2 separate regions of the Homo sapiens genome follow, and region 2 is linked to region 1. A link is a contact called in ENCODE Hi-C data. All regions are on one chromosome and are shown on one strand. The core of a region is the stretch at or near the end of the contact, and the rest is flanking DNA. Distances in the headings are between cores, read along the strand shown.

Region 1 (3,488 bases), core at 989-3,488:
GCCACCCCACCTCAACAGATTGAAGGGAAGTAGCAGGGGCAGGGCTGGGCCCACAGTGAGGTGTTGCAGGGATGCCCAAGGTCATCCTGGCCCAAAATCCCTGTATAACATCCCTCATGGCCCACCGACTTGATTTGGGTACCCCACAGATGTGGCTCATCTCTGGTTATTGTTATTAGAACTGACTCTTGCATATGTGAAACCAAAGCCTGCCTCTGTTCCACTTAGTGTCCTGGTTCTACCCTTTGGGCCACAAAAAACTACTAGTTCATCCTCCTTCAAGGCCAGGTGTTTCTGCAATAGTGCCCAAATCCCTGGGGGACTTTCCTTTTCTGATGGCTGGACAGTTGTAGTTGCCTCAGAGATTTCCCCATGTAACCCTGTCTCCTTGAGCTTCCCACTCTGCTCATCTCATTTTACCCTCCCCTTCCTAGACACTGCATCTTTGTTAATATAGCCCATGATCACACCCATCCTTTGTAGCGGTGTTCGCTCTGCCTGCAGGTGGGTAGGGAGAGAAAGGAAAATCCAATATAAAATGCATATCTTGCCCCCACTGTGGCCCACAGCCACACTGCCTTTTCCAGACCCTGTCTCAAGCCCCCACTCCAACAAAATGGCCGCAGATGGTCAGGGGTTCTTCCATAAGGATCTGAGCCACAGACAGCGGTAAAGCCGTTACTGTTCCAACAACAGAGATCTAGCAGGCTTTCCCTCCCAGCTGAGAACCCGGGTCCATGCCACAGGGCAGCCTCAGGCTGATGCCTGAACAGAAACACCACCATGCCGGGACCAAGAGCCTGGGTCCCCCAGTGCCCGAGGCAGCCCTAACACACTGTTCAGGCCTAAATACCACCCATGACCTAACGTGGAAGAAGTCAGGTGACAGGTGTGAGAAAGTGTAAAGCAAGTGGCCTCGGCTCAAACCTTCTTTAAAGTAGGGCCGGAATGGCTGAGAAGATGGAGCCGCCCAGGCTGCCCCACAGCAGTAGCAGGTGTTAAACTGTGCTCCTTTCCTGCCGAGGCCTTTTTTTTTTTTTTTTTTTTTTTTTTTTTTAATGAGAGGGAGTCTGAGCTTCCATCAGATTGTCAAAGGATTCAAGACTAAGATTAAGAGCATCCCCCAAAGAGAAGCAGCTGCAGGTTGAGAAGTCCTCGGACCGCCTAATTTCCGCCAGCCCTGGGATTGGTGGCGCCGCCTCTCAGCGCCTCCTTTCCCGGGGAACCTGCAAACCTGGCGCGGCCGAGAGGCGGATTACTGACCCAAATACGGATGGGGATATTGGGGGAGGGGAGCCAGGGCGACAGGGCGGCGGCCCCAGACTGGGAGGGCGGGTCACAGATCCCTCCCAGCCCCCCACTTTCGTAGAGCGTGGGCAGGAGGAACCTCTGGGTTCCGCGGATCAGAAAAACTCCAAAGGCCGGGTTGTGAGTCCCGGGAGGGGAGGTGGAGGGCGGGGGCGGGGAGGGGCGCGGGAGGGGCGGGGGCTTGCTCCGGCCCCGCCCCCTGCGCTCCGGTGCAGGTCGGGCTCCCCCTGGCGGTCCCCGGCCCCGTTCCTCTCCTCGTGCGCCCCCCTCCCGCCGTCCTAGACCCCTGCCTAGCCCAGGTCGGTCTCCGCGGACCCACGGACGGACAGACAGACGGGAGGACGGCCAGCCGCGAGCGCCCGGGCGGCGGGAGGGGGCGGGGAGGCGACGGCCGTGGCGTGAGGAGCAGGAGCAGGTGCAGCGGCGGCGGCGGGCGGGGCCGGGACCCGGCGCGGAGCGGGAGCCGCGGCGCGGGCGGGCGGCAGGGACCGGGAGGCCGCGACTCGGAGTCAGCCCCGCCGGGTCGCGCGCAGGTCCGGGGAGCCGCGGTTGAGCCGGGTGGGGTGGTGACTCCAGAGAACGCAGGATCCCAAGGAGACAGAGAGGACGAGAGCTGGAGGGGGATCCGGAAAGCGGCGGGGGCGCTCCGGGAGGGGTGGAGTAGGACATAGGGGGCGCACCTGGAGGAGAGACGGGGCGGGGGTGGCCAGGACCTGAGCTGGAGCCTGGGAGCCCGAAGGCCAGACAGGTGAGGCGGGAGACCCGGAGGTGGGGGTGAGGTCCGGTTAGTGGGAGAGATCCGGAGGTGTTAAGTTCTGAGCTGGGCTGGGAAGGCAGGCTGGGCGGGGAGAAGGGCTCTTAGCGGGAGGCCCAGGGGTGGTCAGCTGGTGGGGGAAGCTGGGGGAGGACGCAGGGCCAGGTGGAGAGCCGGCAGGGTTGGGGGCTCCCTAGGCGCCAGGCAGGTGGGCTCAAGGGTGAGGCTGTTTTTTTTGTTTTGTTTTTTGTTTTTGAGACGGAGTCTCGCTCTGTCGCCCAGGCTGGAGTGCAGTGGCGTGATCTTGGCTCACTGCAACCTCCGCCTCTCGGGTTCAAGCGATTCTCCTGCCTCAGCTTCCTGAGTAGCTGGGATTACAGGTGCGCACCACCATGCCCGGCTAACTTTTGTATTTTTAGTAGAGATGGGGTTTCACCATGTTGGTCAGGCTGGTCTCGAACTCCTGACCTAGTGATCTGCCCTCCTCAGCCTCCCAACGTACTGGGATTACAGGCGTGAGCCACCGCGCCCGGCCTGAGGCTGGTATTAAGAAGTGAAGTGGGACCCAGGTGGAGGTAAGGAAGAGTCTGGTGGGGAGTTATCTCAGAAGTGAGGCCAGCACAGGCTGAGTGCAGCCCCAGGGTGAGAAGGTGCCCACCGAGAGGACTCTGCAGTGAGGCCCTAGGCCACGTCCGAGGGGTGCCTCCGATGGGGGAAGCCCCTCCCTGGGGGTCACCGGAGCCATGCTGTCCCGCAAGGGCATCATCCCCGAGGAATACGTGCTGACACGCCTGGCAGAGGACCCTGCCAAGCCCAGGTACCGTGCCCGCCAGCGGAGGGCCCGCTTTGTGTCCAAGAAAGGCAACTGCAACGTGGCCCACAAGAACATCCGGGAGCAGGGCCGCTTCCTGCAGGACGTGTTCACCACGCTGGTGGACCTCAAGTGGCCACACACATTGCTCATCTTCACCATGTCCTTCCTGTGCAGCTGGCTGCTCTTCGCCATGGCCTGGTGGCTCATCGCCTTCGCCCACGGTGACCTGGCCCCCAGCGAGGGCACTGCTGAGCCCTGTGTCACCAGCATCCACTCCTTCTCGTCTGCCTTCCTTTTCTCCATTGAGGTCCAAGTGACTATTGGCTTTGGGGGGCGCATGGTGACTGAGGAGTGCCCACTGGCCATCCTGATCCTCATCGTGCAGAACATCGTGGGGCTCATGATCAACGCCATCATGCTTGGCTGCATCTTCATGAAGACTGCCCAAGCCCACCGCAGGGCTGAGACCCTCATCTTCAGCAAGCATGCGGTGATCGCCCTGCGCCACGGCCGCCTCTGCTTCATGCTACGTGTGGGTGACCTCCGCAAGAGCATGATCATCAGCGCCACCATCCACATGCAGGTGGTACGCAAGACCACCAGCCCCGAGGG
Region 2 (3,574 bases), core at 101-2,600, 570 kb after region 1:
GGTGCTATGTTTATGCCCATTTCAAAGATGAGAACTCTGAGGCGCTGAGAGACAAAGTAACTTGCACAGGGTCACACAACTACAAGTCAGCTTCCTTGCATCTTGAAAGGCAGGAAAAGACATCTGTGTCCAGTCAGTTAAATTATAACAATCCAGCTTAAGTTTTCACTTTCCAAGAGGCTTTCACAGTTTAGTGTTCTAACCCTGAGAGTAAGATGTGTGTGCTCATTTCATAGATGAGAAGTCTGGGGCTCAGAGGGGACATGGCATGGGGCGGCTTCCCTGGGAGTGAGTGGCAGAGGTTTGGGCTCCAGTGTGACTTCTTGTCTCCCCACTTGCAGAACTCATCTCATGTGGACCGACGCTCCATGCCCTCCATGGGTTACATGACCCACACCGTCAGCGCTCCCAGTTTACATGGAAAATCGGTAGGGTGAATGACAAGACATAGCCTGCAAAGCCCTATCTCATCAACATTTTCCTTCCTCTGAGTTAGTACAATGCAGTCCAGAGGGCAGCTATTAACCCCCATATTAGAGATGAGGAAACTGAGGCTCAGAGAAGTTGAATGACTTGCTTAGGGTCACCTGGCTGTCACTGGGTCCCCAGTGAAGGGGAAGAGCGTATCAGGGAAATGTAGGGGAATATTAGGCTTATCTCCTCTTTCAAGATGAATTTTGCCAGAAACATTTTTCAGCTACCCACCTTTTTCCACAGGCAGTGCCTCTCCTTTCTTCCCTGATCTTTGATTAGTTAACTAGTTAACTCAATCTTCAAAGCTCGAGTCTGAGACCAGGTGTGGTTGTTCATACTTGTAATCCTACCACTTTGGGAGGCCGAGGTGGGTGGATCATTTGAGGCCAGGAGTTCAAGACCAGCCTAGCAAACATGGCGAAACCCCGTCTCTACTAAAAATACAAAAACTATCTGGGTGTGGTGGTACACTCCTGTGATCCCAGCTATTCGGAAGGCTGAGATACGAGAACTCAGGAGGTGGAGTTTGCAGTGAGCCGAGATCACGCTGCTGCACTCCAGCCTGGGTGACAAAGCAAGACTGTCTCAAAGCAGAAGAAAAAAAAAGCTTGAGTCTGGGTGAGGTTGCACTGTTGGTTGTTGCTTTCCTGAAAAAAACTTCCTGAAGCCCTTTTACTGCCAGTGCCTTTATTTGTCCTAATGACAGAATTGACACAGTAATTGCTTAACGGTGTCACATCAGTGCTGTCCTGGCACTGACACCGGGGTGAAGAGCGTAATTCTAGCAGTGTGCTCCTGCGGTGCTAACTTCCTTGTGCTGTGTCTACACATCTGCAGCTGGAGGAGCTCTCGTTGCTTCTCACCCGGTTAAGGCGGCACCAGGCCAAGTTGGCCAGTGTGCGAAATTTCGCCATCAGCCAGTTACTGCAGCACCAGCTGACCTTTCCCACCTGCCAGGTCAGCACTGGTGGGCTCCTCTCAGGGCCGGGGGCAGGGAGTGACATGCTGGCTCGCGTTCGCTCGTGCCCATGCTCTGGTCTGTCTGTGCTTTCTGGCTCTCGCGTGTTCGCTGCCTGTTTGCTTCTGGATGCTACTGCCAGACACTCTGTGGTGGTGGAAGCTGAGCCTACCCTTCTGGCACTGGGGAGGGGGGCTGCATGTGGTGTAGGGGCCCTAAACTGTCGCTTCTCTGGCTGTAAGTAGTGACTGCCAGGCTGGTGTATGGTCATGTTCAAAGGGCTGTGCTGGCTGACAGCCTTGTTGCCCCCGTGGCCACTGCTTGGGATGTGGAAAGGCACATATGCGTCAGCCTGGAGGGAGATGCAGGGCGCCCTCTCTTATCTGGATGGTGCCCTGCTGCCTCACAGAGTGTCTTCTCATCTCATATCTTGCTGAACCTCACAGTAAGCTGGAAGAGGTTAGGTAGGAGAGGAGTAAGGATCACACACAAGGCAAGTGGAACCAGAAGGGGAAGTGACTTGCTCAGGATCCCTCAGCTAGAAGCATGCAGGCTGCAGCCAAAATCCAAGGCCTGCATGACACAATGTTCTAAACTGTTGCAAGAACGTTGGGCTTTGCAGGCAAGCTTCTCAAGGACTGGCTAGGGGGCTGCCCTCCCGGGTATCTTGAGCAGAAGGATTAAAGAAAAGGATCCCTCCCTGGGGTTGTCCTCAGGCAAAAATAGGTTCAGCCAACGAGGCTGGTCCTCCAGGCTGTACAGAGGTAGGCAGGGGACAGATGAGGAAGGTGACAGGACTGTTACCTTCCTTCCTTGTTCTGTTTTAGTGAGTTTTGAGAGATTTAGGAAATGTATTCAGAAAAATGAATGTCAGTGAAAAACTATCATCAGTTGTGAATCTAAGTGATCTTGAATAACCTTCTTCTGTTCTGTCTTACTCCTATGGCAAGTGTGTAGGGACTGAGCTGTTTGGGAAGTATAGATGGGTAAGAAGTTAGTTTAGGGACACAAGACCTTGCAAGCCACTAGTGCCCCTGACAGTTGTCCTTCAGGCATTCCCATGCATAAGAGCCCTGCCTCAACTCTTCGTGTGGTTTGTCTGTGTGACTGTCTTACCTCAGAGCTGTAAGCAAAGGCCACCTGCCTCGGCCCTAGCTTGCTTGGCTGTGACCCTCTTAGTCTGCTGAGAAGATGGTGCCTGGATTATTTTTCTTTCACAGCTTTCACAGCTCCTCTGCCTCACAGTTAGCTTCTGTGATCTGCTACACGGGAAAGCATGAGTTTTGGGAAATCAAAGAGTCTTTTTCTTATTTTCACTGTTTCTGGTAATTATACTGAAGAACTTGATAGATTGTCAGAGATGCCACAAGCAGATAGGTCTGACCTTGCACCTGCCTCAGGTAGCTCCTGACATGGCTACATTGGCTCCATGGTGAGCAAAAAGAACCAAACTTGCAGGAAATTTCCAGCAGTTGCTGGTGGTTATCATTCTGGAAACCAAGGTCGTATTGGGACCTCCTGGGTCACCCAGGCCATCTCCCTGCCTCTTCAAGGCATCCACCCACACCAGTGAGCTTCATCTTCATGCATGTGAAGTGATCCAGACCAAAGGTTTGATGGATGGAATTGGAGTGATGATGACTGATGCGCTCTAGCTCAGGTGTGGCATATGCTCCTCCAGGTGGACCTCCCAGGTCTATCTTGGGAGCACAGCACTGCCTCAGCTACCCTAGCCCTGGGGTAGGATCCTCCCTGCCAAACTCTTCCCCTAGCCAGTGGGGGACAAGCTGACTTTCCCCACAGTGACCTGCAAGATCCGCCCTGCTGAAAGACGGCTCTCAGCTGCACCGAGACATTTGTGCTTCCTCTGTGGCCCCTGATGTGTTGGTCTGCTGTGGTTCCTTGTTCCCAAAGCTGCACGATGTAAATAATTCACATGTGAAACCTCGAGTTATGGAAACTCTTGGTGTTCATAACTGTGTTTTTTCCTCTCTGCTTCATTTGAAGGCTGATGATACCTACCTCCAGCTGAAGAAAGACCTGGAGTACCTGGATCTAAAGGTAAGTGACATCAGGGTTCCTGCCTTCCTTGCATACTCACCTTTCTGAGAGTGTCACCTCACTGGAGCCAAGCCCAAAGCC

What was found. Hi-C counts contacts between places; a loop is a spot of excess contacts on that map. Pooled maps may share reads with other maps.
Region 2: a map of CD8-positive, alpha-beta T cell shows a loop between it and region 1 (13-fold over the local background). The contact joins the enhancer-like site here to the promoter of KCNJ11 in region 1. A Hi-C loop is called at or near these places in 3 of 168 maps with a recorded cell type or tissue (CD8-positive, alpha-beta T cell and naive thymus-derived CD4-positive, alpha-beta T cell) and 7 of 50 pooled maps.

What each region holds. Positions count from the first base shown.
Region 1 is chr11:17,387,409-17,390,896 of GRCh38, reverse strand. It overlaps KCNJ11 (potassium inwardly rectifying channel subfamily J member 11), which reads left to right and starts at 2,238. Exons shown (of 1, transcript NM_000525.4): 1 at 2,238-3,488. The coding sequence starts at 2,806. RefSeq lists silencers at 1,158-1,257, 1,338-1,847 and an enhancer at 3,056-3,488.
Region 2 is chr11:16,813,032-16,816,605 of GRCh38, reverse strand. PLEKHA7 (pleckstrin homology domain containing A7) reads left to right here. Exons shown (of 27, transcript NM_001329630.2): 12 at 342-428; 13 at 3,440-3,493. Among named protein-coding and RNA genes, the nearest start is that of C11orf58, 76 kb to the right of the region's middle. RefSeq lists an enhancer at 1,048-1,548. Within about 2 kb of position 1,350, at least 11 of the 41 ENCODE cell types and tissues checked have a DNase peak (open chromatin) inside an H3K27ac peak, as active enhancers do.